Regions from separate parts of the Homo sapiens genome. Here region 2 is linked to region 1. The links are chromatin loops, found by intact Hi-C in ENCODE. Cell type or tissue: ovary. All regions are shown on one strand. Links, peaks and the distances in the headings refer to the core of each region. The heading gives the core; the rest is flanking DNA.

What was found. Peaks named below come from ENCODE experiments on the same cell type or tissue, not always from the same donor. Only the 100,000 strongest peaks of a DNase experiment are listed, where the experiment ranks them.
Region 2: a loop joins it to region 1, with 5 times the contacts of the local background. A loop is called at or near these places in 2 of 110 quality-filtered maps.

Annotation. Positions count from the first base shown.
Region 1 is chr9:96,079,287-96,095,577 of GRCh38, reverse strand. It overlaps LOC158435 (a long non-coding RNA gene), which reads right to left. Exons shown (of 9, transcript NR_033838.1): 2 at 2,483-2,552; 3 at 1,206-1,278; 4 at 266-580. Among named protein-coding and RNA genes, the nearest start is that of LINC00092, 66 kb to the right of the region's middle. RefSeq lists an enhancer at 6,471-7,670. In ovary, for the core only: no CTCF peak of the experiment used is centred there; no DNase peak of the experiment used is centred there.
Region 2 is chr9:96,159,569-96,175,859 of GRCh38, reverse strand. No RefSeq gene overlaps it. Among named protein-coding and RNA genes, the nearest start is that of HSD17B3-AS1, 79 kb to the left of the region's middle. RefSeq lists an enhancer at 8,785-8,954 and a silencer at 15,930-16,142. In ovary, for the core only: no CTCF peak of the experiment used is centred there; a DNase peak (open chromatin) is centred at 6,249.

The DNA of each region.
Region 1 (16,291 bases), core at 3,431-11,430:
AGTGAAGAAGAAGAGGAGGAGGAGGAGGAGGGGAAGGAAGGAGGGGAAAGAAGGAGGAGGAGGAGAGAGATGATGGTCACTGGTGTTGGGGGAGGTGCCATATCCTGTAAGTAATGGCGCCAGGGCCTTGCTGATGGCAGGGAACATGGGACTCTGGCCATGAACACTTCCCTGGAGGAGCTGGGCATTTGCGCTACACGGAGGGTGAGGTTGGGTGAATTCAATCCCAGGGAGACACGACCTCAGCCTGCATTTATACACTCACACTTCTCAGGCTTCTCAGAGGAGCCACCTCTATTCTCCCAACATCCTCATGCCCTAAAAGGCTCAGCTAGACCTTTCCAGGGTCCCAGTGAGCACCCAGCAGTGAGGGCAGGACTGGCAGCGTGGGTCAGGGGGTGCAACAGTGAGCAGTGCCTCCTGCACCCCCCGTATTTGGAAACGTGAGGGGACACGTTCAGTTGTCACACTGTGGGCTATAGTTGAGAAGCGCCTCCTGAATCAGCGCTGAGGGCAGATGGTGGCAGCGTGCACGTGCACAAGCTCCTTCCCACGCAGAGTGCCATTCGGAAAACTTCCTCTGTGGAAAGAAATGGGGAGAGTTTGGATGGAGCCCATGGCGCATGGACGTCATGCACGTTGGCTTCCCCGTGTTCCAGGTTGTGGGATGAAACCAGCAGTGCCTGACTCACAAGCAGAAGGCAGAGGTTGGAAGGGGCAGAAAATGGTCTCACTTTCTGCCCTTTCAAAGCTTGTGAGCTCTCATTTTGAATCCTGAGTTAAATGGATGTTCTGCAATTCGGTAAAACAATCAAGTGACTTCTGCAGGGGGTACATGAGAGGGGTGATGAGTGTGCTCCCCCCGCCTCCAGACCTGGGCTGCAGAGCCAAGCAACACTGCCTCTCCATCTCATGAGTGTGACTGAGGTGAGTGACTTTTAATTCCTCTGTGCCTCAGTTTCCTCTCCTGTGTGTTATGAAAGTATTTCCTCCTACAAGGTGAGACTCCCTGGGAAGTCTCACCCAGAAATGGAACTCACTACTTTATCACCACCCCAGGGAGCCGGTACAGCCTAGAGATAAGAGTGGGGGAGGAGCGGGGCCTTTGCTTTCTCGTCTGTGAAAGCGGGTGGCTAATAGCCCTCTCAAAGGTGAGGTGGGAACCAGTGAGCTGAAACATGAAAAGTGGGGCTCCAAGATATTACCTGACGCTCTGGGGCCTCGAGAAAATCCAAAGCCACAGGTTGTAGCAGGCAGCACAGATTTCATTCTAGGTTTCTTGGAGACAAGAGAATGTGGTTAAGTGATATGCCACAAGGCAGTCTCCTCATTAGCCATGTCTGTCCTCGCCTTGACATTTCCCTTAGGCTGCCATCCGTGGGAACCTCCCCTCCACCATGTTTGCCTATCTTGAATATTACTGTTACTATTATGGAAGTTTTATTTGGGATAATAGTGAACAGTCTTAGCAACACTATTTTAACAGGAGGCAGGGCTTGTTTAAAAGCAATCTGGCAGCACTTTTATTATTATTATTATTATTATTTTCACTCTGCAACCTCCACCTCCTGGGTTCAAGTGATCTTCCTGCCTCAACCTCCCAAGTAGCTGGGATTACAGACACATGCCACCATTTTTGTATTTTTAGTAGAGACGTGGTGTCACTATGTTGGCCAGGCTGGCCTCAAACTCCTGAGCTCAAGTGATCTGCCCGCCCAAAGTGTTGGGATTACAGGCATGAGCACCATGCCCGGCTAGGCAGCACTTACGAACACACGAAGCCCGCATGCAGCAATTCTGCTTCTACCTGCTCACGGGTCATGGGGGTCATGTCCCCCTCAACTGTGTGCTTCATTGCAGCACACTCTAGAGGAGAGGGGGACTGCATGTGAGAGGTGCCTGAAGCAGAGCGGTTTACGGCACTTAAAGGCAACAGACGAGGTGTACTGCCAGCAAGGAAGGTGATCTTGTAGCAGTTCAGAGTGAAAAGGCAGAAGCCAAACGCAGTCTAGAGCCTGTCACTGTAAGTGAGGGTGGGCGCCAGTGGCACAGGCAGAAATGCAGATTCTGCCTCCACCTCCTGAATCTGAATCTGCGGACAGGATGCCCAGGTGGGCACATTGAAGATGGGGAAGTGCCGTCTGTGGCACACAAAGCAGTGGCATTCTCCCTACAGCCACACATCAATACCTTAAGTCTTTGCCTTTGTGGGAAGGGTAGTGGGAGAGAACAGGGGAAAATGTTAATGAAGTTAAAACTCAGGCAAGAACTACACGGAGGCAGCACATATGTTTTCTCATGGTGAGCAAGGTTCTTGCAGGCACCTTCTACAAGAAAGATTGCTGAAGATATGGACAAGTTTACCAACAGCCCGTGTCTCATCCTCCCTCCCAGGCCTCAAGCCCCAAAGGTAACCTGTGATCCAAGAACAAGCCTGGGTCCAGGGTCCCAGCCCTTTCAATCCACTGCTTGCTGTTCCCACCTTGGGTAAGAGTCCCTCACTGTGCATTTGCTGCAGTACTCATTAAGGCAAAGCGCTTGCACATGAAGTCCTGTGGAAAAAAAGGAGGGGCATTTAAGGCCTAACCTTTGCTAGATGCAAACATAAGAAGGGAAGACTTTTTCATCAAACATTGATTCCCAGTCAAAGCAAAATTCCAGAGATTGTGAAGGGTGAAATAGATTAGTATTAAGCTGAAAATAATTTTGGGTTCCGTATTTCAGTACTCTGCCATTTGCTTACAGTATGTCTGTTGCCTTAATATAGTTACTTCAAAGCACTGGATGGTGAGTTAAGAAGGAACAATTAGTAACAGAAGCCTGGTTTTAAAAAAATGTCTTGGGGAGTCAGGGTGGAGGTGGGGAGATGGGATAATCCCAGACCACTTCAATAGTTCCCAGAATATCTACATGAACTCCTCATTTATGGAGCTGGAAATGTCCATTGCAAGATACTGCTTTTTGGCATCCTTTTCCTTTCTCTCTCTTCTTTTCTTTCTTGTTTTTTGAACTCTTCAGCTCAGAGTCAGGAAAACGCTGGCATGATAATATGCTACCATTGGCAGTTGTCCTTCCAAGATGGTTTATGCAGGAAACATCATGGAAGCAACTTTGCAAACCCGAGGCCTACATCTGCCCGGCCACCCTTCAGCTGTGGGGCCAGTAATAAAATGCTATGGCAGCGATGGGTGAGACAGGGTCATCATAAACAGGAGAGAAGCAGCAACCTTTTAGAAAGGAAACAGAAAGTTAAGGCATTGAGTAGCACTGAGCCTGGGCAAAGGCACTCAGATCCCTGTTGGCAGCAGAGAGGAGGTGGCTGGGGGCTACTGCCCACTGATGAGGAGAAAACCTTTTACGGAAACTCATGAGGTCCTCATTGTCACTGAGTATTATTATTACTGCTCTACAGATGGGTTACAAATGAGTGACGGGAATTTATATAATCCAAGAGCACTAATTTCTCCAAACACATTGCTTGGGTATAGTAAAAAGTCTCCAAAATATCCAAATGTGTACATATATATTTGTGATTATCTTATCCTGTTCATGCTGCTATAACTAAATACCTTAGACTGGGTAATTTATAAATATTAGGAACTGATTTTTGGATTCTGGAGGCTGGGAAGTCCAAGGTCAAGGCACTAGAGATCCAGTGTCTGGTAAGGGCTGCTCTCTGCTTCCAAGATGGCACCTCTAGTGCATCCTCACACCATGGAGGGTGAAGGGGCATGAATGCTGTGTCCTCACATGGTGGGAGAGAGGGAAGGGCAAAGAGGAACTAGGGCTCACCAACTTTTTTGTAAGAGCGTTAATCCATTCCTCAGAGTGGGGCCCTCATGACTTAATCACTTTCCCAAAAGTCCCACCTCTTAATACTACCACATTGGGTATTAAGTTCCAACATGGGAATTTTTGAGACACGAACATTTAAACCATAGCAGTGATCCTTGGAATTCTGTACTTGTTACCATTAATCTGTAAAATGCACAAAGTATCTCTCCTGTTTATCTTGTGGTGGTTCTAGAAGGATCAAAAGTAAAAGTAAAAAGGGTGTGCAAATACAGTGTCTACCACAAGAAACAAGCATAAGATATTTGTGCCAATAAAAGATATATTTGATGCTGTATTGATTCCTCTCACCTGAAACCCTTAGAGGGAGGCCACCTTCCTCCTGATGGCTCCATTTCTAGGTGTTCCAATGCTCTTCCCTCTCTTTTCTGTCCAGAACCTTCAATTACTCTATACAACTACAGTGAATGCTTCTAGGAGATAGGGGTTTCCAAATGCTAGCCCCAGAGCCTCTGCTCTGGAGGTGAAGTTTTCATGGTCCTTGGCAAAACATTAAAAAGCTCAGCATCACTGATCATTAGAGAAATGCAAATCAAAACCACAATGAGATACCATCTAACACCAGTCAGAATGGCTTGATTAAAAAAAAAAAATAACAGAAGATGGCAAGGTTGTGGAGAAAGAGGAACACTTACACTCTGTTGGTGGGGTGTAAATTAGTCCAGCCATTGTGGAAGACAGTGTGGTGATTCCACAAAGGCCCAGAGACAGAAATACCATTTAACTCAGCAATCCCATTACTAAAGGAATATAAATCATTCTATTATAAAGACACATGCATGTATCATGTTCATTGCAGCACTAGTCACAATAGAAAAGACATGGAATCAACCTAATGCCCATCAATGATAGATTAGATAAAGAAAATGTTGTTCCTCTACACCCTGGAATACTATGCAGCCATAAAAAAGAATGAGATCATGTCCTTTGCAGGAACACAGATGGAGCTGGAGGTCATTATCCTTAGGAAACTAACACAGGAACTGAAAACGAAATACTGCATATCCTCACTTATAAGTGGGAGCTAAATGATGAGAACACATGGACACATAGAGGAGAACAACACACATTGGGCCTTTTCGGAGGGTGGAGGGTGAGAGGAGGGAGAGGATCAGGAAAAATAACTAATAGGTACTAGGCTTAATACCTGAGTGATGAAATAATCTGTTCAACAAACCCCCAAGACACAAGTTTACCTATGTAACAAACCTGTACCCCTGAACTTAAAATAAAAGTTAAAAATAAAATAAAATAAAAATAAAGGCAGTGATGTGCATTTTTCCCACCAAGCCAAATTTACTCAACTGAAAAAATTGTCATTGATTCTGAGACTGTCTTTCTTTTACTGGTGTTAAAATATCATTCTAACATGATTTGGTGTGAGAATGATAGGGCCCATAGATGCTAGGTTTCTTTTTTTTTTTTTTTCCTTAATGTGCTCACTTGGAAAAATTACAAGTTGGCCATCTTATATAGGTGCTCCAGTTCTTTTATTTTAAAATTTTGATTGGCCTGTGAAATTTCACAGCCTGGGAATCACTGCTGAATGTTCCATTGCTTACTTTCCCAAGGCCTGAGGTGTGCCTTCAGGAAACGATGATAAAGACACACTAGAAGCTTTATCCAAGAGCCTGATGAAGAGGAACATGGGCTGGGTGTCTCTGACTTAGGAATGTGCCTTCCCAGAACTTCGGCAAGGGCATCTGTAGCTGGCACCAGCAAGAGCGACAGAGCTCCATGGGCAGCCACCCCACCAAAGCTCAGGGGGCGCCGGCTGTGTCCTGCTGCTCTGGGGCACAGTCTTTCCCCAGAATCCTTAGTTAAAGCTAACAGAAAGTAACCTTTGAACGGCCACTAGGGGTGATTCAAGCTACACTTTGCTCAACAGGTATAGTGCCCATTAATGAGAGCTTGGTGGGAGGGCTCAGAGCACCTATGGCAATTTACAGAGTTGTTTCTGAGGAAAAATGTATTCTGAGTACCAGGTTGCTAAATTAAAATTAAAGTCTTGGAGTGTTTCAAACATTCTTGGATGGGCTGGAACCCATCCAAGAGGCTCAGCTGAATCCAGTAACAACAAGAGCACTTCCCTAGTGGGTCTTGTGCTTTACAGTCCTGGTGATCCCCATGGAAGAGGGTTGAAAGAGCTGGGTTCTAGAACTTCCAGGTCCTCTGTGTAGCCACCAGCCTCATGTGGCCATCAAGCACTTGAAATGTGGCTGGTCCAAGCAGTGATGGGCACTAAGTGTAAAATACACACTGGCTTTCAAATATGTAAAAAAAAAAAAAAAGAAAAGAAAAAAGAATGTAAAATATTGATTACATTTTGAAATATTTTGGGTATATTGTGTTTATAAATACAGTATTAATTTCACTTAATTTTACTTTTAAAATTTGGCTAGAAAATGTTAAATTATACATGTGGCTCACATTTGTGGCTTGCATTGTTTCTACTGGACAGCACTCCTTTAGACCACATATAGGAAAACTACGGCCCCCAGGCGAAATCTAGCTGATCTGGGAATATTGTAAATAAAGTTTTATCGGAACACAGCACACAAATTTGTTCACATACTGTCTCTGGCTGCTTTTGAACTACAACAGCAGAGCTGAGTAGCTGTCACAGAGACTATATGGCCCACAAAGCCTAAAATATCTACCATCTGACTTTTTATTGAAAAAGTTTGTCCACATTTGGTCTAGACTATCAAGGTTCAAATCCTGGTTTCCTACTTAAGCTGTGTGACTTGGGCAAGGGCCTTTCTCTGTAAGTGCCTCCACTCCTCATGTGTTAAATGGGGATAATGATAAAGCAGACCTCCCCCCAGGGGTTCTCGTGAGGAATGAATGAAATACTACATAGCAGCCATGGAGTAAATGTTGAACAGATGCATCATCCTCATATCATCATCATCGTCATCATCATTATCATGAAATCTCATTGTCATCATATCATCATCATCGTTATCATTGTCATCTCATCAAATCTCATTGTCATCATATATCATCATCGTCATCATTATCATTGTCATCATCTCATCATCAAATCTCATTGTCATCATCATATCATCATCATTGTCATCATCTTATCATCATCTCATCATTGTCATCATCATCACTATCATCATCAATTCAGAGCACATGACTGGGCTCCAAGAGTTATCTGTGGTCCCTGGCCACAGTCACTTAGTTGGTAGGCAAAGAAAGTGAGGTTTCAAATTCTTGTGTTCTATCTCATATTTTATTATTTCATCCTAAGGCCCTTAGGAATTTGCAGCCGTTTTCAATGCACAACATATGGATAAAGAGCAATATGTCTCTGGTATAAGAAAACAACAGAGCAAATACAATCATAAACAGCAACTGATACTCAGCCTTTGGTATCAGAGAGCCAGAGGAAAGGGAGGGCCTGCCCAGGCATTTGTTGCCAGGAGGGAATGGAAGCCTACCATCTCCAGACGACCTTCCAGTTTCCAAAAGAAGGCTGAAGTATAAATTTCCATGTGAAATCTGCTTTTCCCAATGTAAGCCCAACCTTTAAAATCATTTTGCATGGGACAAATTGACCCGTGAGCTTCTAGTTTTCAACACCTGCTTCACACTATTCCTGGGATGGCTCATCTTTTATGTGAAACACCTGTTGGCAAGATAGTCATGGGCAACTCATTCATCAGAGAACGGCACTGCTTCATGGTTGGTAAGAGAGGGAGGAAAGAAGAACAAGTTAATTATCGGGGGCTGGGGAGTCACCAGGGGAAAAGGCATTTCTGTCATTTATTTACTAGTATTTACTCACAGAGCAATAAATCAAAGTCACTGGCCCGCCAGGAGCAGCGGGAGTGTCGGCAGCCCAGCCGTGCCAGTCAGAATGCTCTTTCTTATGTGATGCGCATCTGGGGAGGGCTGGCTTCCAATTATCTCATGCAGCTCTTATCAGATTCCAGAGAAGAGAAGACAAAAGGAGGGGAGGACAGCCACAGTCACTTGAGAGATGCGCTGCTATCTGGAACAGGATGGAAGGAACAGGGCAGGCAAGGGAAGCCCCTGCTGGAGGAGCCCCCAGAATCAGCCCACCTGAGGGCTGATCCATCCACTTGGGCAGGAGGCTGTTCCACCCCTGCCCAGCCCAACTCCCGAGGCCAAGGCCTTTTCTCACCATGGGAACCAAACAGCATTCAGTTCAGCAATGGTAGAAAAAAAAAATCCTTCTTGTAGTATAATGAAGAGATACTCACGTTGCAGAGCTCCAGAAACAGACCTTGGCTGTGGTGGGTGATGGAGACAGCGTGTTGAAGTCCGCACCTCGGCCACGCTGTACACACCCAGCGATTCCCTGAGTGTGAGGCCCCAGGCGACTGCTGCCTTTTGATGGGTGGCCCGAGGGGGCAAAAGCCGTCCTGGGAACCACACCCCTCCAAGGCTCTGCTCAGGGCACTCCGGGGGGTCAGTAGGAGCCAGGGGTCTCCCCTTGCCTGCCATGCCCCCTTCCTCATAGTATCTGTGTGTGCCTGCGCCAGGGGTAGGTGTTGAGTTTGCTCGTTCATTCATTCAGCAAATACTTATTGAGCGCCTTAAGGAACCAGGGCTTTCCCAGCCTCGGGGCACACAGCGCTTTCTTGGAGATGTCTTGGGCTCTCCTTGCAGGACTTTAGACCTCAAAGCTGAGGGGGATGGGCCGTAGGTCAGGGAGACACCCAGCTCCTCTGTGACTGCTGGGTAGGTGACAGACAGGGCTTTCCATCCCAGTATCCTCAGGGGGTCATATTTTCAAATGCAAAAAAGAGTTAAATTTTAGAAACATGTTTTTTTCTCACCTCCACTTCCAGGTGAAAGAGGCAGTCCGGGAGATACAGTTTCGGTAATGAAAATGGTATTTTCCTAATAATTTTGATGGTTCATGAGGACTGCTGGTTAGGGTATTGGAAATTAGGACTCCATAACACATTCCATGTGGGGTAAAATACACGTGGGATGAACATTAGAAACATGGAAATATGAGGGAGTGAGAATTGTAACTCTGGGGATAGAATGCTTATTTCTGAGGTGTGTGTAGCAGTAAAAAGGAGGATATTCATTGCTGGATGGGAAGATGCATTTATTTTGCATATGAGCATTAGTAGAAGTAATTAATAACTAATAATGGGTAACATTTTTGAGTTCTTACTCTGTGTCAGATAGTATCTTTTTTTTTTGAAACAGAGTCTTGCTCTGTCGCCCAGGCTGGAGTGCAGTGGTGCGATCTCAGCTCACTGCAACCTCCACCTCCCGGGTTCAAGCGATTCTTCTGCCTCAGCCTCCCGAGTAGCTGGGACTACAGACGCCCGCCACCAAGCCCGGCTAATTTTTTGTATTTTTAGTAGAGACGGGGTTTCACCGTGTTAGCCAGGATGGTCTCGATCTCCTGACCTTGTGATCTGCCTAACTTTGCACATATTATCTCACTTAATTTCTTCCAATAACCATCTGAAATGGGCACCCTTATAGATCCCACAGGTGACACATGCAGGCAAAGCCTCCGGTTCCAAAGTGTCAGAAGCCTGCCTCTTGGACAATTGCTTGCTGTGCACTCTAGGCTGAATGTATGGGAACAGATGCTAAGTGACAGCTCCTCATGATGAAAAGCCTTGACGCAGAGTCAGAAAAGCCTCCTGTGAGCCCCATGTTACCACGTGTTGGCTAGGTGGCCTTGGCGAGTCGCTTCCTGGCTCTGCTGCCCAGGTCCCCTTCACTGGTTCACTCTGTCTCCCTCCTGCTCAGATGAAAGCCATGGGCCAGTGGTGCACACTGAGCACTTCTAGGGGAGACAAAGATGTGTGCAGTAAGGCTGTCTGCAGCCCTGAAAGCATGCCTCGAGGGAGGACACAGAGCAGGGAGCACAGGACTGCAGCTCTGTGTGACAGCAGAGCATACAAAGGGACGCACCAGTGACCACAAGTGAGCTGCCCGCATCTGGAGGGAGGCTCACGGGAGGGCTCCAGGTCAGGTGCGGGAAGCTGAAGACTCCCCTGACCCCAGGTGGACGCAGCTGGACGTGGAGGGGCAGGTGCGGCTGCATGCCGGTGAGAGTGTGGTCACTCCCAGCACAAGGCCCACGGCCGGAGGCCTTGAATGTGAGGTGAGGACTGTGGCCTGAGCCGCTGTCAGTGATGAGCTGGTGGCAATAGAATGGGACATACAGGAGCCATGCTATCCACCTTCCCATGTGGAATTAAGGTTAACTCCGGTGGCACAGGAGGAGCGGCAGCCATGGAAAGAGGTGGGAGGAATGGAAAGGGCAGGAAAGTGGAGGCAGGTGCCCCTCTGAGTTTGTTTCCAATTGGCCTCATCTAAACCCACCTCTAGGAAACTTTGATATGTGTAATTTGCAATTGGAACTCAAAGCAGACTGAAACATTGCTTTTTGTTGTATTTTGTAACATAAAGAAAAGAAAAAGTGATTGCCTTTAAGCAGATGTACAAGATAGCTCAAGAGTATTTAAAAGTATTTAGAAGAGCCAACTATTTTTGATAGCTTGACCAATATCTTGGGAGAGGGCAAGCCAGTGAAGTGCAGAAGGGTATTTCCTATTTATTTGTTCAAGTTTGACCAGAACACCTTGGCAACGCTCTACGACCCATGAGTACTCACTGCTAGAATGGAAAACCGTGAGAACACGTGGCCACATCTTTTCCTTTTTTTTTTTTTTTGAGACACAGTCTTGCCGTGTCACCCAGGCTGGAGTGCAGTGGCACAATCTCGGCTCACTGCAACCTCCACCTCCTGGGTTCAAGCAATTCTACTGCTTCAGTCTCCCAAGTAGCTGGGACTACAGGCACCCGCCACCACACCCAGCTAATTTTTTTTTTTGTATTTTTAGTACAGATGGGGGTTTCACTCTGTTGGCCAGGCTGGTCTTGAACTCCTGACCTCATGATCCGCCTGCCTCAGCCTCCCAAAGTGCTGGGATTACAGGGGTGAACCACTGCGCCCGGCCGTGACCACATCTTTTAACATATATCGCATAACACAATCATTTCCCTGCGTCTTTGTCTGGGTTCTCTCTACCCCACCCCATTAGCCTATATCAATGCAATTTAAATTACCATTTCCAGCCAATTTCATTTTAGCACAATAAAAGCTAAAGGAACTTAATGGCCAGCAATTGAGGGTTCTGGTGAAATTTTCATCTGGAAAAAGATGTAGAAGATAAAGCTTTTGATCAGCTTTGAGAGCATTCTTGCCTGCAGGCTGACCACAGTGGTCTGGACTTCCTCTGTGTTTATAGGAGTGGTGCTCCTGTCCTGGTCTTCCACCGCAAAGCCACAGTCACATCTGCAATGCCTCCACTTTTAGTGCCTGCAACTGAAGGGCTCAAAATATTCCATTTGTTTCCCGTGGCCCACCCCTAATTTTAGTTTAGTATTTTTTTTTTTTTTACATTCCCATGCCCATAGGGAAACCGTTGGCTATTTTTGGCTAGATAAATGGTTCATCATCTATTGCAGTTGACTTCCTTTTATGATCAATTAGTTTGAGGTTGTCAGTGCTGCTTCAAAGCTGCTATGTATCTTTCACACCCCTCTACCCTGTAATTTATAAGCACTATGGGTTTCAAAAAAAGAAGAAAAAGAAAGAGAGAGAGAAAAAAGAAACCCTACAGTACTTTTATTAGCTGCTGAAATGCATTAGGGTGCATACACTTTGAACTGCACAGGGGAAGATAACCGTGCCTGTAATTGGAATAACTCGCATCCGTCCCCTCTCGGCTCCCTTTAATAACCTCTGCATTGTTTTATCCCCAGGATTTATTGATGACCTGCAATGGCCCTCTCCTGGGCCCCCGCCCACTGGGGTGTTTGTGGGGGAAAGGGCAATGCACGTGGCCCACTCCCTGACCTGCGCCTCTCCATAAATCAGAGCCTGCATTCGCCCGTGATGGGGAGCCAGATGGCAGCTGTTGTTGGAGGAGCTCAACAGGAATCAAGGCCTGTGATCTTTCCTGTTGCTAACAGGCCTGATTTTTTATGGCTGTCAGCATCCTTGGAACGGCCAAGGCAGGCACGAAGGGAGGCTGGGAGGGCAGGGGCCCGATGGCCCTGGATCTGTGCTTTCTTCTCCCAAGGGGGCAAGCCACAAAGGTCTCTCCCTCTTCCTCCCTAGCTGGGGGGCTTGGCCTTATATTCTGTTTCTGAAGAAGTTTCCTAGGGTGTGCGAGTGGTGAAGCTCAATGTAACCAAACACCTTCTAGAAAGGAAAATGGTGGCCAGCTTCCCTTTGCCGATGGTTCATGGACCCTTAGTGTCATGGCCCTATCTGAAAAATGACAGCTGTCCCTTTCCACTGGAGTGATGTCTAAAACAGTCTGGTCCTAAATGCCTTTGATGCTGAAGTAAAAGCCATTTCTTGAAACGACTTGGTGAGTCAGCTGGGCGTGGTGGCTCACGCCTGTAATCCCAGCACTTTGGGAGGCCAAGGCGGGCGGATCACGAGGTCAGGAGATCAAGACCATCCTGGCTAACATGGTGAAACCCTGTCTCTACTAAAGTACAAAAATTAGCTGGGCGTGGTGGCTCATGCCTGTAGTCCCAAGTACTAGGGAGGCTGAGGCAGAGGAATCACTTGAACTCGGGAGGCGGAGATTGCAGTGAGCCGAGACCGCGTCACTGCACACCAGCCTGGGTGACACAGCAAGACTCTGTCTCAAAAAACAAACAAACAAGGAAAACTACTTGGTGGGTCCAATGTTTGGATGTTTTGCTTTTTCAGAGTGTATGGACAGAAACTGCAAGGAAGATGAGAAGGTAGGAGGTAAGGGGAAAGGATGAAAGGCAAAGAGCTTGCCAGACATGGGGAGAAACCCCAACCAGTTTTGAGGTGCCTAACTGGGGGCATTCACTGCAGAGATCAGTTCTTGAGGTGGAGCAGCGCCACGGTGGGTGCATGGGACTGGGCACCAGTGGGCGCAACCAGATAGATAATGGGCAGTCCCTGTGTGGTCCGCAGTTTGCCTCCAACAGGCTCGGCCTCCAGCAACAGAGCCGGCCACAGGGCAGGGCTGTGTAGTCAGCACCGAACAGCCTGCAGAAGCCTAGAGGAGACAGGCATAGAATCCCAGGCGCAGCCCAGAGCTTTTATAGGGCAGAGAGCGAGTCTATTTATTTATGAGGGCTTGAAGCCAGTGTCAGACCCTAGGGATGCTAAACTTACACAGAAAGCAGACATACCCAAGATACCACATCCAGAATATTCCAGGGGACAATCCAGGTTCTTAGAGCCGTTTAGGTGCTGGCTGGAAAAAAGCCATTCAGATGTTTCCCAGGAAAGGTGGATGCACACCTCTCCGCAGTCCAGTCGACTGCAATGGGCAGCAATGGGAGCAGAGGTTGCAGTGATGTGAATGTGGCTGGAAGGGGCTGCGAGCCAAGGAATACAGCAATCTCTAGAGCTGGGAAACAAGGATGTGGGTTCTCCCCTGGAGCCCCCAGGATGCATGCAGTCCTGCAGGCACCTTGATGCTAGCCCACCACAGCCCATTTTGGACTCCTAACATTCAGAACTATAAGAAATAACTTTGTGTTGCGTTAAGCCTCTAAGTTTTTGGTACCTGTTATAGCAGTCGGCCTCTGTATCTGCAGGCTCTGCCTCCACTCATTCAACCAACCATGGGTAGGAAATATATAAAAGAAAACAATAAAAAAATAACAATACAACAATAAAAATAATAGAAATTAAAAAGAATACAGTACAACAACTATTTACATAGCGTTTACATTGTCTTCGGTATTGTAATTCATCTGGAGATGATTTAAAGCATTGGCAGGATGTGTGTGGGTTATATGCAAACACGACCCCAGTTTACATCAGCAACCTGCACATCCTTGGAGGTCCTGGTGCCGATCTCCCACAGATTCCGAGGGACGATTGTACACTCATCTTCATGCGATGGCTTTTCCCCGTGTTAATTTCACTTTTTAAAAAAACATTTTCCCCCTCATACAAACTCTCAGTCTCCCTGTGACTGAACATCGCCAATGATGTTCTGAATGACTCAGGTGAAAAGTGAAGGATTGAGGTGGAATTTGTTGTTTGAGAACAGATCTAACAGCCGGAACAAATAACTCTTGCATAGGAAGCCAAGTTGGGAGCCAGAGAGGAAGGATAAGGGGGCAGGGACTCAAAGTAGGCGGTCCACTTTCCCTTTGGGGGTAATTTCACTGGCACGGGATGCTTTGTACAGGGCCCTCTGGCCATCTTGGTCTTATAGGTCTGGACCAGTGTTTGAGAGAGAAGTGACTAAATTTTTTTTTTCTAACTGATAAATCCAATTTAAGGAAGCAAATAAGCACAAACAAGTACAGGCATACAAAAGCTCCACACATGATTTGATCCCTGCTGATTTCATTTCACACCTGAAGTATTGAGCTTGGCTTTCTACACAAGCTGTTGCACAGGTACGCAGTATCTGACAGTGGGTTAAACATGGGTGGGGTCTGAGAACTGGGGTGAATCAATGGCCTCTCTTCTTATTAGCTAGGTGACCTTGAGTAGTTCATGACTCTCACCAGCTCCATTTCCACGATGTGGTCCCACCTCATAGCATTGCTGAAAACATTAAATGACACTGATGCCCGCTGTGCCCTTATCACAGTGCTGGGCACATAGGCACACAGGCATGCTCCACGAATGTGAGTTTGTTATGTTAATAATTAATATTTGGCAGAACTAAATGCATGGCTTAATTATTCTTTTAACTCAGGTCATAATCTAACCCACAGATGATGAAGGTGGTAATGATAAAAACAGCCAGCATTTATTAATCACCTGCCATGTGCCTGCCAGACACTCTTTCAAGCCCTTTACATATGGAGTAATGAAAGTCCAGGGTGTTTCGGTAGCTTTCCGGATCACCTTGCTAGGCAGTGGCAGCACTTGGATTCGAACCCACGTGGTCTGAGCCCAGAGCCTGACTGGCCTTTTGGTCATGCTACCATTCCAGGGAGACCTGTCCCGTGGCCTGACTAGGCACAGAAGGGCCAGCAGATCCACTTCTGCTCCTGATTTCCTTACGATCAGTGAGGCGCCCTGGACATTCTCCTTAAGATTAAATGACACTGACTAATATCTTGGAGATGCCAGCCAAGAAAAGTCTTGGCTTTCGATGGAATCTGGGAGGAGAGGTGGAGGAGGCAAGTTGATTCTTTAGCCGGGTGAGTTGAGGTAAGTCTTCTGGGCATTTCTCCAGCATCGTGGTTGGGGCAATCCCTGCGACTTCTAGTGATTGCTTAGAATGATTCACCTTGGCACTGTCTTCCGGACACAGGGTGAGTACCAGGGTGCTCACCTTTACTGAGTATGTCATTGCCATGATTAGAACAGGAACTACCGTACTTTCTGGGATGTCGGAAAATGCAGATACAGAGCTCAGAGCAAGCCACCTTAAGGAAGAGGGTGACAATTTCGGGAGCTGATATTTGAAAAAGTACAGGACAAGTAGGAGTTAGGGAAAATAGGTAATACCGAATATCCTAGACATCAGAGAACGAAGTTATCACAAATGCCCAGGAAAGACTAAATCCTGGAAGAGGTTAAAAATCCGCTTCCAAAAATCCGCCTAGAAAGAGAAGTGAACACCGTGATTAAAATTCCAGATCTGTGATGAGACCTGAAGCGGGAAGACTCAAGGATGAAGTGGGTAGCTAGGCTCAGTGACCTCACATATCCTTCCCAACTCAGGTTCTCTGATTCCCTCAGCAATTCACATCACGTAAGCTGTAGGGATTTCCCTTGCTCCATATAGCAGCTGCTCCATTTTACCCGAAGGAAAAATATTTCAGAATAGTTTCTAAACAAACTGCATCCTGCCTCCCCTCCAGTCCTATTGTTTGAGGAATTCTTTCATTTCTCTTCTTCAACCACTCCTCTCTGCCTCCTTTTCTCTTTTCTCCCTTCATTTTCCTACTCCCTCCTTCCTCCTCTCCTTCTTCTTCTTCCTCTTCCTCCCTCTTCCTGCTTTCCTTCTACATTCTCTGCTTAAACTTCTGACTACTAGAATAATTTCCAATAGGATACAAAGAAAATGACCTGGCTTCGAAGATTTCCATTCTATCTGATACCACCTTCACACTGCACAGTTGGCAGTGCCCAGGGAACTGAAGTAAAGATATGGGTCTTCTGCTGAATGAAAGGCTAAATTAAAAAAAAATTTTTTTTGGCTGTCATACTTTCAGTTTAAATCTCGCAGTTGTATTTTCATAAAATAAAAAATTAAAGTGAATTGCTTATGCATTGCAGGGTGATTAGGCTGTCCTTGAGGTTTGAGAAAAACAAAGTATAATTTAGTTCAAGCTCATGTTCTGATTCCATAGTGGGAAGGCTGCAAATTTCCATTGCACAATAATAACATTTCAGCCATGGCTTCTGAACCTGGGGGCGCTGTTGCTATAAATATTATTTCCATTG
Region 2 (16,291 bases), core at 2,824-10,823, 81 kb before region 1:
GATTAAAGTCTTCTGCTCTCAGCTGTTTTCTGTTTTCTGCTAAAGAGCTTAGAATTAGAAAAATCCCAAACTTATCAGTACCCTATGTTAAAAACAGACTTAAAACGAGTAGTAAAAGGATGTTAAATACCTGTACAAAAGGTTTCCTTCTCACATTAATCACTGACTTCATTATTTGCCTATTGAAGTGGTGGTCAAAGTGGTGAAAAATAAAAGTGTAGATTTTTTTTTCAAAATTACTTGTAATTGTATTTCAAATATAGGGTCTACTTTGAGCCATTTGATAAATTTCAGTTTAGTCTGAAGATGGGATAGAAACGATCTATGTGTCATTTAACTGTAAATTGAATTTTCTTCCCATAGTTAAGAAATATTTCAATTCTACTAACCACCCAAGTTATCTTGTTTCTAAAGCATTGGAGATTCATGTGCACAACCTTGTAAAGTAGGTAATTCATGTGTTCATTCAATAAATCAACATTGAGGGCCCATTCTGTGCAGGCACTAGTTCGGCAGTGGTGAAGAGGGCAGACATGGATTTAGCTTGTGCAGTGTGTAGGGACATCCTCTCTTTATTTAATATTGTCCTATGGGACAGTCATGGTATAGCTCTAGAAAATTAATAAGTTACTTATTTGATAAGATTGTACACAGTGCACATGAATGGTGGGCAGGTTCAGCCCTAGATAACCTGAGTCCAATCCCTTCCTTTTGACTGATGGGAGATCTGAGGCTCAGAGAGGTGAAGCTGCAGCTTGGACATTGCTTTGATCATACCCTAATCTCAACAGCTGAGCAGCTTTGAGGTGTGATGCATTTGCTTTCCATTGCCAGGAATAAGTGATTCCCTTTGTATCTAAGGCTGATGTTATTAAAGTTTGAAAGAAAACTTTTTCATACTGTATACTTTTTTGTTTGTTTGCTTTTTAAGATGGGGTCTCAGCCTATCTCCCAAGCTGGGGTGCAGTGGCACGATCATAGCTCACCACAGCCTTGAACTCCTGTGCTCAAGCCATTCTCCCACCTCAGCCTCCTGAGTAGCCTGGATCATAGGCACATAGCAGCATGCCCAGCTGATTTTAAAATATTTTTTGTAGAGACAGGGTCTCACTATGTTGCTTAGGCTGGTCTTGAACTCCTGGGCTCAAGCAATCCTCCTGCCTCAGCTTCCCAAAGTGTTGGCATTACAGGCATGAACCACCACCCCAGCCCCATAATGTATACATTAATCATTAGTGTCAGTTCACTCAATCAGCTGAAGGCAGCTATTTCTGCTCTGTTACCCAATGTCTTCTGCTTCACGGAGCTGAACAGATCATCCTTAAAACAGACAAACGCTGGAAATGTGTGGTGGAGGCAAACTTGTCACCATAACTGGGACTTTTGCCTCTGCTCCTCTGGGATAAGCCCTGCATTTTAAACTGGAAGTGTAGGAGGACTCCTTCATCGCAGCTGGAATTGATTATTTTAAAACAATAGAAGTTAAATGTTGAAAGTGTTGGTCATTGATGACATGATTGTCCACTGCTCATCCATCTTCTCTTTATTTAATATGGTCCTATGGGACAGTCATGGTATAGCTCTAGAAAATTAATAAGTTACTTATTTGATAAGATCGTACACAGTACACATGAATGGTGGGCAGTGTCAGCCCTAGATAACTTGAGTCCAATCCCTTCCTTTTGACCGATGGGAGATCTGAGGCTCAGAGAGGTGAAATGAATTCCCAAAGCTCCAACTGGTCATGGGATAATCTCTGACCTCTTGGTTTACCAAGAGGTAGACCAAGAATATTTAAGAGCAATGCCTTAAATATTCCAATCTTGTGACTCTGTTACAGTCTTAGTTGTAGAATTTCAAATTCTCTGATGCTGTGTGTTTATTCACCAAATATGGAAGTGTTAGGTTTTCTTCCGTGCAGGATGCTTTTCCTGCCTCAGCCCATGCCTGGTTTTGCATGCCTTATCTTCACAGAGCATGCGGACAGTCTGCTCCTCAAAGAGGGACTTGCCTGCAGCCATGGCTGTTTCAGAGGCCAAAGGAAAAGGGAAACCGAAAGGTGCCAGGAATTAGCACATGTTGTTTCCTACACGCTCGAAGCGATTGGTTGATGCAGGATCTTTGCGCCTCCTGTTTTTATTCCACAGAGGAATGAATGGTCCCAGGGCAGAAAGGAAAGTTAGAAGGAAAGTTAGAAGTAACACCACCCAGACTCTGGGGGAAAGGGAGGTTGTATGTGCCGATGAGTAAGAAGTGAATGTTTCCCTTATGAAATTGTCAGTCGTGAACCACTTTTGACCTACAAAAATGGTCATTTTATTTATGTATGTATTTATTTATTTATTTATTGAGATGGAGTCTCCCACTGTCACCCAGGCTGGAGTGCAATGGCGTGATCTTGGCTCGCTGCAACCTCCACCAAGCGATTCTCCTGCCTCAGCCTCCAGAGTAGCTAGGATTATAGGCACCCGCCACCACGCCCGGCTATTTTTTTGTATTTTTAGTAGAGACAGGATTTCACTATGTTAGCCAGGCTGGTCTTGAACTCCCTACCTCAAGATCTGCCCACCTCGGCCTCTCAAAGTACTGGGATTACAGGTGTGAGCCATCACGTCATTTTAAATGGCTTAATCTAATATCATTTTCCTTTTCCTCCTTCTCCTACCAAACCTGCACGCACTTGTCTTTCCTTATCATTAAAGCTTTCGGGCTCTTTTTAGAATTTCACACATTTGCTCCTTGAAAGGCACAACCTGATTCGACGTGGGTTTAAAGCGGACACTCAAACATAGCCATCAGCCAGGAAAATACTCCTTTATTCAGCCTCTGCCTGGGGCCCTTTGCTTTGTGGGAAGGCTTGGAAAATCAATAGTTCAGTGCTGTTATTTCCTCATTGCTCTGGCCCAATGATTCAGGTGAATATGCTTAATATAAACATGTCTTGAGAAATTATTCAGCTCTATTCTTGCCTGAGCATGCTGAGATGTGGTGCCTCTATCTTGATGCCCAGGGGAGTCTTATGGTTGGGTCTCTACTACCCCTAGACCTGAATGAGGAACCCTGTGCACCATCAGAAAAGCAGGCTGCCGAGCTGTACTCACCGGGTACCCAAGCCTGTGTGTCATTGGTGGGCAGCAGGCCAGCTGAGAGGAGGGCTATGGGCCATGGAGAGGGGGACAACCCCACTGCACGCTTTTGGGCTACCAGTTCTTAGGATAGCTTTGGATAAGTCTCAAAATCTCCACTGATTGCCTCAGTCCCTTCATCCTTAGAATACAGCGGCCAAGCAAACTTTCCTGACAGCAGAAATCAATGCAAGGTGGGCCATAAAGACCCACAAGGCCTTGTTATGTAAGTAGTTCTTGGTTGTAGAAATGGAAGAGTAGGAAGGACGATTCTGGGTAAGTACTTAGGGTCAACTAGCATGGGGACAGGGGAAGGCAGAGTGAAGTGACAGTTACTGGATGCCACTGCTCTTCTTGTAGCCATTAAGCAGATACAATTAATAAAACCTGGCCTTAAGGAAAGCTCTACCTTTGACTGTGGCTGGACCAGTGGCCCTGAAGTTTCTTCCTGAGTTCCAGAAATGCTGCAATGCCGTCCAAAGCTCACGGCCCTCTCTATCCTTTACCAGTAGAACCAGAACCCAAGACACTGCCTTTTCATTTAACCAACGTATTTATTGAGGACCTGGAATACTCCAAGTCTTATTCTAGGCCAGTGGATTTCAAATGTGGTCTCCAGACCAGCAGCTTCGGCATCACCCAGAAACCTGTGAGCAATGCAAACTCTCAGGCCCCCAGCCTTGCTAAGCCAGAAGCTCTGGGGGTCAGCCCTGCATCTGTGTCTAACAAGCCCACCAGGCGACTCTGACGCAACCCTAAAGACTGAGAATGACTGTTGTAGGCATGGAATACAAACAAATGAACGGGCGTGGCTTCTGTGGCCCTGTTCCTATGCGGTAAGGATCATAAAATGTGCCTGACACACTGTTGCTTAAAAAAAGAAAAAACTTTAACTTTGCCAACCAATGAAAAGGAGGCCACATTTAGGAAATGATGAACTTATGTTTTGATGAAATGTCACCATGTCCTCCAAAACTAGGCCATCTATTAGAAATTCTGGAATTGTTTAGCCATGATGTAGTATTATAATTTTGCTGTGAACGAGTTTAAAATCCCTGATGAAAATATTTCCTTTTTCCCCTGGTTCATAACTACAATCCACATTGGAGTTTTGATATTAGAAAATAATGCTCCATGGTCTTGCTTCCACCTGAAAACAAGGGGTGTAGCTGAACAATTCTTCTATCAGTGCCATCAAGAAATCGTGACCAGTTGTGGGTTGGGTTTTACTCCCTCTCTCCCTTCCCTCCTTCATTCCATCTTACTTTACCTAAAAAACTTAAAATCTGATGAGCTGTCTCTATCCTTAGGCATTCCTCCAAATTTATTTCATACACCTGGTTTCTTTTCTGGAAAAGAAATAATAAAGGAATAGCTTTGCTTTATAAACATTCATTAAAATAAAATGACATTGTGTGGGGACACTTTCTAGATACTGACTTCCTTAATCTCCACAAGCTATGTCTTATGATTATTTCCCTTCGTTCCAAGACTCCAAGGCTTGGAGAGGTAAAGTGACGTTCTGGTAAATGGTAGTAGAGATGGAGCCAATATGTGAACCCAGAAGTCCTGTCTTCCAGCTCCATGAGTGCCCTTTAGGTAACATGTTGTGATTGGCCAAGGGCATATTTTTTGCATGGGCTATTTCACCTTTGTGCAAGGAGAATGGGGTCTGGAGGCTTCTCCAAGGTAGGCTGGGGTTACCTCTGGCCTCCATCCCCTTTCCCTCCTGGGTGCTGCCTCCCGCTCCATCTATCTGGGGTCACTGGTCAAAATATGCGGCCAGAGGGGACTCTGGGGTGAACCACAAGACGACCATGGCATGGAAGGCATTTCAAGTGTCTGCCATCATACGCTGTATGATACTGTCATGGTGGATAGTGTCATTGTACATTTGTCCAAATCCATAGAATGTACACCACCCAGAGTGAGCCCTAGCATCAGCTCTGGACTCTGGGTGGTAACGAGGTGCCTGGGCAGGTTCATCAGTTGTGACAAGTGCACCCCTCTGGGGGCTGTAGATAATGTGGGAACTGTGCTTGCATGTGGGCAGGGGGGCTATGTGGAATCTCTTTGCTTCTGCTCAATTTTGCTGTGAGCCTAAAACCGCACTAAAAATAAAGTCTGTTTTTAAAAATAGGATTTATCCTTAGAGAACAGAAAAAGTGGTTTTTAAGACAAACGTTTTCCTCTTTCATCTGTGTATAGCACATATCATCCTGCTGTTTGGAAATTATTAGAGGAATTTGGATGTCAGTCAGATATCATTTTTAAAAACATCATTGATTTAGTGGACAAAGCACACATTAACTAGGCAAGGAGAAAGGCTAGTCAAACTGACCCATCTAACTGCATGTGGCCATTTAGCTAAGTCAGGGAGAACTGTAGAAAAATGAAAAACAAAAACAAACACCCAACTTCACAATAATAAAACAAATATGGTCAGCAATTCTTTATTCAACACATTGGTCAACTGTCGGAAAAAAGTAATGATGTAGGACATGTTGACAAAAATTGAAGGTAATAAGGGGCTTGTTTAATTTTACTGCATTTCAGTGGGGCTTGAGGTTTTCAGAATGGCCTACGTGTTCACAGGGTGACCTACAGCATTTAGAATCCGGCCCTAAATTACCGCCTGGACACCCCCCACGCCCTCAGGCCCAACCCTGGTGCAGCCCTGTGGGCTGGATCGGAAGGGCCATTTGGAAGTCCATCTGGTTCTTTCAGAAACAGCCTTGTTTGTTTGCCTTTTCAGTGACACTGTTTATTCAAACCTTTTTTTCCCTTTTGAGGGAGAAAGCTTAATTTTTTTTCTTTCTTTCTTTTTTTCATTATCTGCTTTTCTTTATTGCCATTGCAGATGAGAAGAATAAAATCTCAGAAGGCAAAATAAAGGGAGACTTAAAGCTGGGAGAGAAAGGAGAGGAGGGAGGAGGCCGCTGAGCGGCCCTGGGTGGCGGCTGCTGGCACCACACGCATTCCTGGGCAGCCCTGGGCTCCCGACACAGCCTGTGATTTCCTCGCAGGGAGGCCGAGCCCTGAAACCCGCCCGGCGACGTGGGTGGGCCTCTGTGAAGACAGTGTCTCTTCCCATTCAGGAACTGCCCTGGGCCGGCCCCAGGCAAGAGGGATGTTTGTTGTTTAAGTAAATAAACTGGTCAGAGGCTCGGCTGGCTGTGAAGGCTCCGCTCCCTCCCACAAGCCTGGTCCCAACCGGGAAGGGGCCACCAACAGAAAGGAGCCACCCAATGCCACCCACCACGACGCGCCCTTCTCCCCGGCACTGCCAGGGGTGCCGGGTGGCCAGAGGTCAGCGCTTGGTCATTCCAGGCAGCTGAGCTGTCCCTGAGGAGACTGTGACCAGGGCCTTCCCTAGAAATTCCAGGAAACAGAGGAGACCCACGATCCCCCTACTCCCCAGCTCCTGTTCCCCCTTGTTAGTGAGGAGCCTGGGCCCTTAATCTTGTTTTTTCAGATGCTTTGTGGGGTTCTCTTCCTGGCCCACCTGCTGACTAAAACACTTCACAACGGCTCACTTGTGTCTTTTGCATGTGGGCTTGAGTCCAGGGCTACTCAAAGGGCGGTCTGCGGACCAGCAGCATCAGCCTCACCTGGAGCCTTGTTAGAAATGCTGATTCTCAGGCCCTGACCCAGACCTGCGGAAACAGATGCTGTGGAAAGGGGCCCAGCCATCTGCATGGGCAAGTCCTTGGGAGGCGCCGTGCACGCGCAGGCTTGTATAGTGCGAAGCTGGACTGCAGGTTTCTGGAAGCTTGCTTTTATCTCTTCTGTGTACTGTAGGGTCCCTAGAAGCAGAGGACTGTCCAGCAGTCAGCAGGTGCTCAACCCACGTTCACAAAGAACAGGTGACATAAGCGAGAGGTGAGCCATGGATTTGGGTTGGTGTTTTCCTCATTCCTTCCTACAGATTCATCTCTGCCCGGCCCTATGCAGCCCGTCTATCCCCGTGAAGAGCCCTGAGTTTGCACCTCAGTTTTGCCATCTTCTTGCCTTTCCGGAGGGGAATTAAACTCAGAGACAAGATCGAGGATGGAGGGAGGGAAGGACTGTGGGATGTGGAAAACAGCTCTTCTGAGACTGCTTCCAGAATCTTCCCTCTCCACAAATTTCCTTCATCTAGCTTCCTCATACACACCCGCACTCTCTCTCACACCCACACTCTGCCTTTAAACCAAGAGGTTTTTGGAGGTTTGTTTTGTTTTTTTAGAGACAGGGTCTTCTTGCTCTGCTGCCCAGGCTGGAGTGCAGTGGTGTGATCACAGCTCACTGCAACCTCCAACTCCAGGCCTCAAGTAATCCTCCTGCCTCACCCTCTCAAAGTGTAGGGATTACAGGCATGAGCCACTACATCCGGCCTGAACTTAATTTTTTTTTTAATTAAAAACACTAGGAAGAGTCAAACATCCAGATTGCCTCAGCCAACCTGGTTCCCAGTGAATGCCAGAAGCCGCCTGGACAGGGGCTCTTTCAATGCTGTCCTTCTCGTGCTGGGTCTGAACCAGTACCAGGCTGACGTCTGAGATACGCTGACCGCCTCCTGTGTCAGACACTGTGCTGGGCACTGGGGCTCCCAGAGTCAACAAAAAGATTCAGTGTTTACGCTTATGGTGCTTCCATTTTAAATTAAGGAAGACAGATAGTTAAATAATTTCAATAAAATAAAATGTTACAAGTATTAGCAAAGTGTTAAAGTTTCTGTTAGTTACACACCATCTCAACACATCTCTTGCGCTCTTGACTTGTCATTGGTGGAATGTTTGCCTTTGTGATTATCATGTTGACTTCGGATTCTTCTAGCTGGATGTACAGCCTCTGAAGGATGAGGAGGATTTCCTACCGTCTTGGCTTTCTCAGTTCTTAGCCAAGTGCACTTCAGGTGCACGAGTGGTTCTTGCTGGGGGAGACTTTGCCCCCAGCAGACATGTGACGCATCTGGAGACATTTTGGGTTGTCACAACCGGGGGGCATCTGGTGGACAGATTCCAGGGATGTTGCTAGACATCCTCCAACACATAGGGCAGCCCCACAACAAAGAATTACCTGCCCTAAAATGTCTATCGTGCCCTTTTGAGCAGCCTTGGGCTAGAACAAAGAGAGAGAGAAGTTTCTTGAGGAAGACTTGAAGGCAGGGTTCACGTGGGAGACCCAGCATTGGGCAGGGGGTCTGTGCAAGAGTCCATTCCCCTAAGGAAAGCTCTGCAGACACAAGCCCTCTGCATCTACTTGGGATGAGCTGGCCAAGTCATGTGTATCGCTCTGCGAATTTAGCATCGGGGGAGAGTTAAATCCTACAACATTTTCATGCAAGAGTGATTTTAAGCCAGTGTCTCCCAGCCAGGTCCTCTGAAAGGAAATTGTTTTCTAAAGGGAGGGGAACTGAAAATCCCCACTTTTTACTTGAGGGACCTGGAAGAACGTCCATGAGCTGGCCTGCTGCCGCTTCCTGCGCGCATGGCTGGATCTAAGCTGAGGTAGGCGGACCTCGAGGAGCAGGCCTGCCTTGGCCCGAGCATTAGGTTCAAATGACAGGAGAGCTCTGCATTTCTCGCTGTGGGACGCAGGGTGCACAATGGCCGGCCAGGGAGAGAGGGCATTGGCCTTTACTCAGGCTGTGCCGCCGGCCCAGACTCCAGCGGCAAGAACAGTGTCCCGATGCGGGGATGCCTCATGGAAAGGGGTGGTACAGGTGAGGGGAGACCACCTTGGCAGAAGTGGGAGGACAGAGAGGGCCCCCTCTGAGGCAGGCTCCTCCTTCTGTGTCTGAGCGGGGTCTGTTCTGGCTGCCGTAACAGAACACCAGACTGGGTGGCTTAGAAACAACAGAAATGTATTTCTCATCGTTCTGGAGGCTAGGAAGTTCAAGACGGAGGTGCTGGCAAATCTGGTGTCTGGTGAGGGCCCATTATCTGGTTCATAGCCATGTGTCCTCACATGGCTGAAGGGGTGAGGGAACTCTCCAGGGCCTCTTTTATAAAGGCACTAACCCCATTTGTGAGGGTCCCATCCTCATGACCTAATCACCTCCAAATTGCTCCACCTCCAAATAACATCACCTTGCAGGTTAGGATCTGACATACGAATTTTGAGGGGACACAAACTTTGAGTCCTTAGCAGTATCTTTATCCTGCCTTGTCCCACCCTTTCCAGGGGCTTGGGAGGTAAGCCTGTGCCCTCCCTGGGTGCTCAGAGTCTCCTGAGACTCCCATTTGACAAGAGGGTCTTTCTGTGCACCCTGATCCATGGGGCACCCGTGCACACTCTCTCTGTAATCCCTTTAGTTGTGCTGTAAGATGTGCATACGAGAAATACAAATGGCACCTGTTTGTGCACAGGCACCTTGTGAATGGCTGCATAGGGCTCGATCCCAAGCCTACAGGTAACAGAAGAGTACCAGTTATTAACCTGACTTCTCTGTATTTCAAAAAGCAAAGGTCTTTGGAAATAAATAGGCCCGATCTGAACGCAGTTCTGAAAGACTTTGATTACCCCATGTCTCTGCACCTTGGTTTCTGTATCTATAGAATTATTAAAGGATTGAAAGAATCTTCGTGGGGCAGTTAGTACAATGTCTGGTCCAGAGTAGGCGCAATAGGGAAGCTGCTTTTATTATTATTGTTATTATTTCCTAGGCTTCATTCAAGGCTAAGAAAGTCTGAACTGATAAAATAATTTGCAACTGGGCCAGGCGCGGTGGCTCACGCCTGTAATCCCAGCATTTTGGGAGGCTGAGGTGGGCGGGTCACTTGAGGTCAGGAGTTCAAGACCAGCCTGGCCAACATGGTGAAACCCTGTCTCTACTAAAAGTGTAAAACATTAGCCAGTGTGGTGGTGCATGCCTGTAATCCCAGCTACCTAGGAGGCTGAGGCAGGAGAATCACTTGATCCCCAGAGGCAGAGGTGGCAATGAGGTGAGATTGTGCCACTGCACTCCAGCCTGACTGACAGAGTGAGACTCTGTCTCAAAAAAAAAAAAAAAAAAACAACTGGCAAATAGGGTAATTGTAGTTACTCTTCTTTACCTGTAGCTACCTTAAAGCTTCTTAAAACTTTTGGTGGTATTTGTGACAACTAATACATGTAGAAATGAATTAATCAATGCATAAATGCATATATTGCATAAAAGAAAAGGACATAGATAGTTTTTAAATAAATATTTAAAAATAATTTCTCTTGGGCAAACCTCATACTTATTTAGTAACATCTCCTGGGTGAAAATATTGCCAGTGTTCCCACCATTTGGAAAAGTGCTTGGTGAATGAACTAAGATGTTACTGTCACAGATTAGTAGCTGAAAAGGTAGTTTTAGTATTATGCTTTTATGTTTTCAATATTAGCTTTTCAAAACTTTTATTAATTTTGTATTGGCTGTCTTAGAAAAAAAGCACGAGGAGAAATGAAACAGTTTCCCAGATTCTTTGTTGGAATACGTTGGAGCTGTGTGTGTGTGCGCGCGTGTGTGTGTGTGTGTGTGTAAGCATCTCACTCATTCAGATATTCTCTCTCTTGGGCTAACTCTTCTAAAAGTAAGTATGTAAAAACCTTTTTACATTTAGTACCCAGCAGTTGAAAACGTTAAATTCAGCACGGATATAAAGCAATCCAACATTTTCTTATTTCTGAAAATGACCATGTATCTGTTTTCTTATTTATTAATTTGTATACCTATTATTCGTTCTTTAATATTTATTGATGACATTCAAGGTGTAGAAAGATCCTGAGGTTAAATAGGCATGGAGGCTGGTATGGTGTGTAGAAGAAGGTCCTTTTCTTCCAGGAGTTTATGACAGATGAGAGAAAATGTCCCTCTCTCCTTTTCTTTTGAAATATTCCGTCTTGCCCCTGGGATCTAATTAGGAGTGGAGGATGACGTTCTTGAGAAGAAAAGGTTCTGCCCTCCACTTCACTTTTTCCCTTGTAGCTGGTGGCACTCAGATGCCAGAGGGTGGGGAGCTAAGCCATAGACCACTGTGAAGGCCAGACCAATAGCAAGTACAGTGTAGCCACAACTTGGAGGGAGCCTGGGTCCCCACACCATGGGGCTGCTTCTGGGGCTGCACATGCTCAGACATTTCTTGCAAGAGAAATAAACTTTCTTCTTGTTGAAGTCATTGCTGCTTTGGTCCGTGTTTTGGCAGTGAAGCCTGTATGCTAATGACACAGCAGGGCAGGAGTGAGTGCTAAACAGGATGCTGAGACAAGCAGCACCAGAGCCTTCGGGGAGGCCTTGGGGAGAGGCGGCTCTCGGCTCTGTTTCTTCGGCTGGTAGGGGAAAGTAGAGGCCGTTCCAAATGGTTCAAAGAACGCTGCCTGCTTTCAGGCCGCACGGAGGCCAGGCCACCTGGATGGAATGAGGGTACAGAGGGAAAGGCTGGGAAGACGGGGTTTGGGAAACCTGGAATTCCCCGTACAGAGTTTCACATTTGTCCTAGAACCAAGAGGAAGCTGTGGAGTTTTGGAAGCGCATTGGAGGGCAGCTCTGGAGCTGGCAGTTTTCCTGGTGGAGGGAGACCAAAGCTAGTCTGGTCCAGGGGTTTTCCAGCTGCGTTCCACAGAAGCCCTAAGGTCCCGCAGAACCCTCTGGGACACCAGGGAGGGGCTGGGGTGGGGAGGGGGCAGGAGCCCCCGCTCCTCTTCCTAATTCATCCAGAGAATCTCCATTTGATCTGTTTAATGCAGGCTTGGGGCTTCCTCACTTGAAGAAAGGGCATGGGGTGCGGAGTTAAATGTTTTGCAAGCCACCGGGCTGTGATGGGGCAGGGTGGCAGGGGATGGCGGCACTTGCGAAAGCAGCGAGCCAAGCCTGAAGCCTGTGCTCAGTGGAGGAGGCTCCGTGTGCAGCTGTGTGGGTTTCTAGGGTCAGGAGCTCTGGAGTCACCGCCTGCAAGCGCGTGCCGGCTCCCCTGCTAACTAGCTGTGTGACTTTAAGCCTCAGTTTCCTCATCCGTAGAATGCTGAGACGTAGTCCCTTCCTCACGGGGATATGGAGAGGCATAACAAGCTCAGTTGTGTGGTGCTCATAAAATAGCACCTAGCACATATGAACTCCTCAGTCAATGTTGGCTAATATTATTGTTATTGCTGTTATTATTATTATCTGATGAGTGGGAGACGTGCAGTAGATTATTAAGCCAATGTTGACAGGTGGGGAATGAAAGGTGAAAACTGGTTGAGAGTGGCAGTTAGAAATCCAGCTTTCATTGAAAAATCCCCATTGGGAATTAATTCTGGCTATGGGAAGTGAAAGCATAACTGATGTTACGTTGGTGAACTGTTAGCTTTCTTGCAAGACTGAACCGTGATGGAAAAACTACTGTAGCATAGCTCTGCATAATCCAAAATACGCTTAGCACACAACAAAATCTACTGGGAAGTTTTGATGATGTAACGTCAAAAGGAGAGTGACTTTCCTGCGGGTGAGCTCCCTAGGGACAGTCCTTCTCAAGCTGCACCCACATTTCCTTGCTCTGTTTTTCTCCCAGAGGCCATAGGGAGTTGCCTTTTTTTTTTTTTTTGAGACGGAGTCTTGCCCTGTCGTCCAGGCTGGAGTGCAATGGCATGATGTTGGCTCACTGCAACCTCTGCCTCCTGGGTTCAAGGGATTCTCCTGCCTCAGCCTCCCGAGTAGCTGAGATTACAGTTGTATGCCACCAAGTCCAGCTAATTTTTGTATTTTTAGTAGAGACAGGGTTTCACCATGTTGGTCAGGCTGGTCTTGAACTCCTGACCTTGTGATTCACCCGCCTCGGCCTTCCAAAGTGTTGGAATTACAGGCGTGAGCCATTGCGCCCGGCTTTCTTTCTGGCCTGTCTTCATCTGCTTTTCCCAAGAGTCTCCTGACTGCACAGAAGAGCAAAGAGATAAGAAATGTCTCTCCCACCCTCCAAAACACATGCCATGAGCCCTTTGCCATCTTTGCTTTGTTTTAAGCTTGTTACTGTTGGTAACTATAGGGAATGGACAGGGATTCACAGAAGTGATGAGCAGGGAGAGCATTTCAAGTTCCCAGGAAATCCATAAAGACTCTGCTCCGTGTTGCTGGTCTCCGTTGGTGTGCAATAAAGACTACATTTTTATGGGCGGTGTGGGGGTGTGGGGGCATGTATCTTCTCTGACTTCCTACTTAAGTGTTTCGCTGGACTTCTAACTCTTGTCTTAAAAACAGTGCTGCCCAGTTCTGTGTAGCTGGGAACTTGGAGTCAACAATGTATGCTTTAACTCAAGAACCATGAATAAAGCGTACTTTTAAAACTCCATTAGGAACAGCAAGACGAGAAAGGAAGAAATCATCTTTCGGGGAGCAGGTTGTGTAAGGATAATGTGAGATAGAGAAAGTAGAGTGCCTCGTCTCCCGTGCCGTGTTCGCTTCTCCACACAGGATGGGCCTTAGGTCGGAGGAGTGGAACAGAAGACGTGAGAAAACCCTGAGCAGGCGAGGCCACCATGACAGAAGCCACAGCAGGCATCTTGGCTGGACCTGCAGATGAAGTTGATTTAATTATTGCTTGTAATCATGGGGTCATAGAAAACAGACAGAAAGCTAGAAAAGGGCAAATGTCACGGGGTGTGTTTGTGTGTGTGAGAAAGAGAGAGAGAGAGAGAGGGACAGAGAGAGAGAGAGAGAGAGAGAGTGAGTGAGTCGCATGTTGCTGGCTCCCTCCACGAGACTCAGCCAGTCCGGCTGATGCTCCGGCCCTGATGCTATCAGAAGCTGCCCCACTGGAGAATGGGGGTGCACCTGCTCCTGGCTTCCTTCTTCCTCCTCCAGGGTTGCCTTGAGCTAAGCATGTCTGAATCACAACAGAGCATCGGAAGACAATTGAGCATCATAGCTCTTGAAGTCACATCACAAAAAGAACCATTGAAGGAACTAGTGACGCTTAGCTTTGAGAAGAGAGGACCCAGGGAGAAAGAAGCTGCCCTCTCATGCTCCTCCATGTGCCAGTCACTGGGCCATGCACTTTCTACAAATTATCTTGCTTACTTTTCCTAGCAAGCGCATAAAGGAGGGTGAGAGAGCTTCAGAACTCTCATGCTGGTCTTGGGGGTAGGAGGGAATGGTGCTGAAATCCAGCGTGTCTTGCCTTTGCCTCCGTCTGCTCATAGAGAGGAATAGTAGCCACACATAAATATTTGAAGGGCATTCACAGGGAAGGCGGTTTCACTTATCCTTGAAGCTTCAGGGAACAAAGTGAGAAACAAAGGTAGGGGTTTAGGAAGGTAGATGTGTGTTCCTTTACAGAAAATGAATGCTTCCAATAGAGCTGCTTGAAATTAGAGCTGGCCGAATGGGGGAGGAGACAGAATTGAGTTCCCTGCAATGGACTGAGTGTTTGTATCCTCCCAAAATTCATCTGTTGAAACCCTAATCCCAGTGTGATGGTATGAAAAGCTGGGGCCTTTGGGAGGTGATTAGGTCGTGAGGGTGGGGCCCTCATCCATGGGATTAGTGACCCTAGAAGAAGAGGCTAGGGAGCTCTCTGCCCTCATTCTGCCATGTGAGGATATAAGAAGACAGCCATGTGCAACCCAGAAGACAGCCCTCAGCAGAACCTGGCCACCCTAGCACTGACTTCTGGCCCAGACTGTGAAAAACAAGTGTCTGTTGTCTATGAGCCAACCAGTGTGTGGCACTTGTTACACCAAGCCAAGCTGGCGGGGATGCGCCCTGTCTTTTCAGGGGGTATTTTCCCAAGCTGCTGAGGACCAGCGCACAGAGACCAGGGAAGGTCAAGCGTTCTAGGCCCTATTGATTGATTGCCAAAGACTGCCTGCTCCAGGCTGCCCAGCCCTGAGCTTGCTGTGGTCTCTTCACCCCTGAAGAGCCACACGGCAACCCCTTGAATCCTCCTGCTCCTGAGCCCTGGCTCTGTGGCTGGGGAAGGAGTATCTTCCAGTGGTTCCAGTGATTTTGTTTCTGGTCACTGCTCCCTGTACTGGGTAGTCCCTTCCACCCCATCAGAGAGGCTGCCCCTAACCACCCACCAACCACCCCACTAAGCAGCAGCCCACTCCAGCCCCCCAGCGTCTGCACAGCATCCACCACCACCTGAAATGAAATCTTTTCCTTCCTTTCTCTGTTACTGTGTGGATCCCCACACTAGGATGTGAGCCCAGTGAGGGAGGGGCCACATGTGCTTGGCTCACTGCCCTATCCCAGGCACCTAGAACGGGGCCTGGCACACAGTTAGCTCTCGAGAAGGAGGTCGTGGCTTCACGTTGTCCTGCACTGACCTCCCAGCTGTCTGGTTGGCCCCTCCTAGATGTCTGCTAGACATGAGCCTGTCTTCCCCCACCACACCTGGACCTTTCTGCCCCTTTCTGTGTGCCTGAGGCCTGTTCCCTGGCCAGTTGTTCAAGCTGATTCTATGCTTGGCTAAACCAGCCTTTTCTCTTTTTCTTTTTTTCCTCTTCTTTTCTTTTCGATTATTTTCCCTCCCTCCCTCCCCTCCCCTCCTTCCTTCCTTCCTTCCCCTTCCTTCCTTCTTCTCTCCCTTCCCTCCCCCTCCCTTCCTCCTTCTCTCCCCCTCCCTCCCTCCCGCCCTCCTTTCTTTTTCTTTCTTTCCTTCCTTTCTTCCTTCCTTTCTTTTCCTCCCTCCCTCCCTCTCTCTCTCCTTCCTTCCTTGCTTCCTTCCTTTCCCCCTCTCTCCCTTCTTTCTTTTCTTCCTTGCTTTATTTCCCCCTCTTTCTTGCTCTCTTTTGCCTTTCATTTTTTCTCCCCCTCCCTCCCTTCCTCCCTCTCTCCCTCCCTGCCTCTCTTTAGTAAGGTCTCCCTAGTGGCCAGAGGCCCTGGAGGGTGGCCATTCCCACCTGAGAAGACTGCCTGCTTGCCCCCTCTTCCTGCTGTATCCTGCTTTCCCATTGTCTGGACTGTCTCAGCAAGCTCCTGTGCCTTCTGGGAGCCCTGAGCTCCACAGACAGAAGCCATCCAGTGGCTGGTGATGAGGAACCCACATCCAGGAGTGCTTGCCCGTCCCTCGGCAGGAGTCTGCACCACACTGCCATGAGCCCTACTGTGTTTTCCTGGGAGAGTTCTCTACCAAAAACACATGGGAAACTTTTATTTTGGAGCCCGCTGGTTGACTTATTGGCGAGAAGCACTTCACCTGCTAATGTGAACAAAAGAACGAGGACAAGGTTAAGGAGAG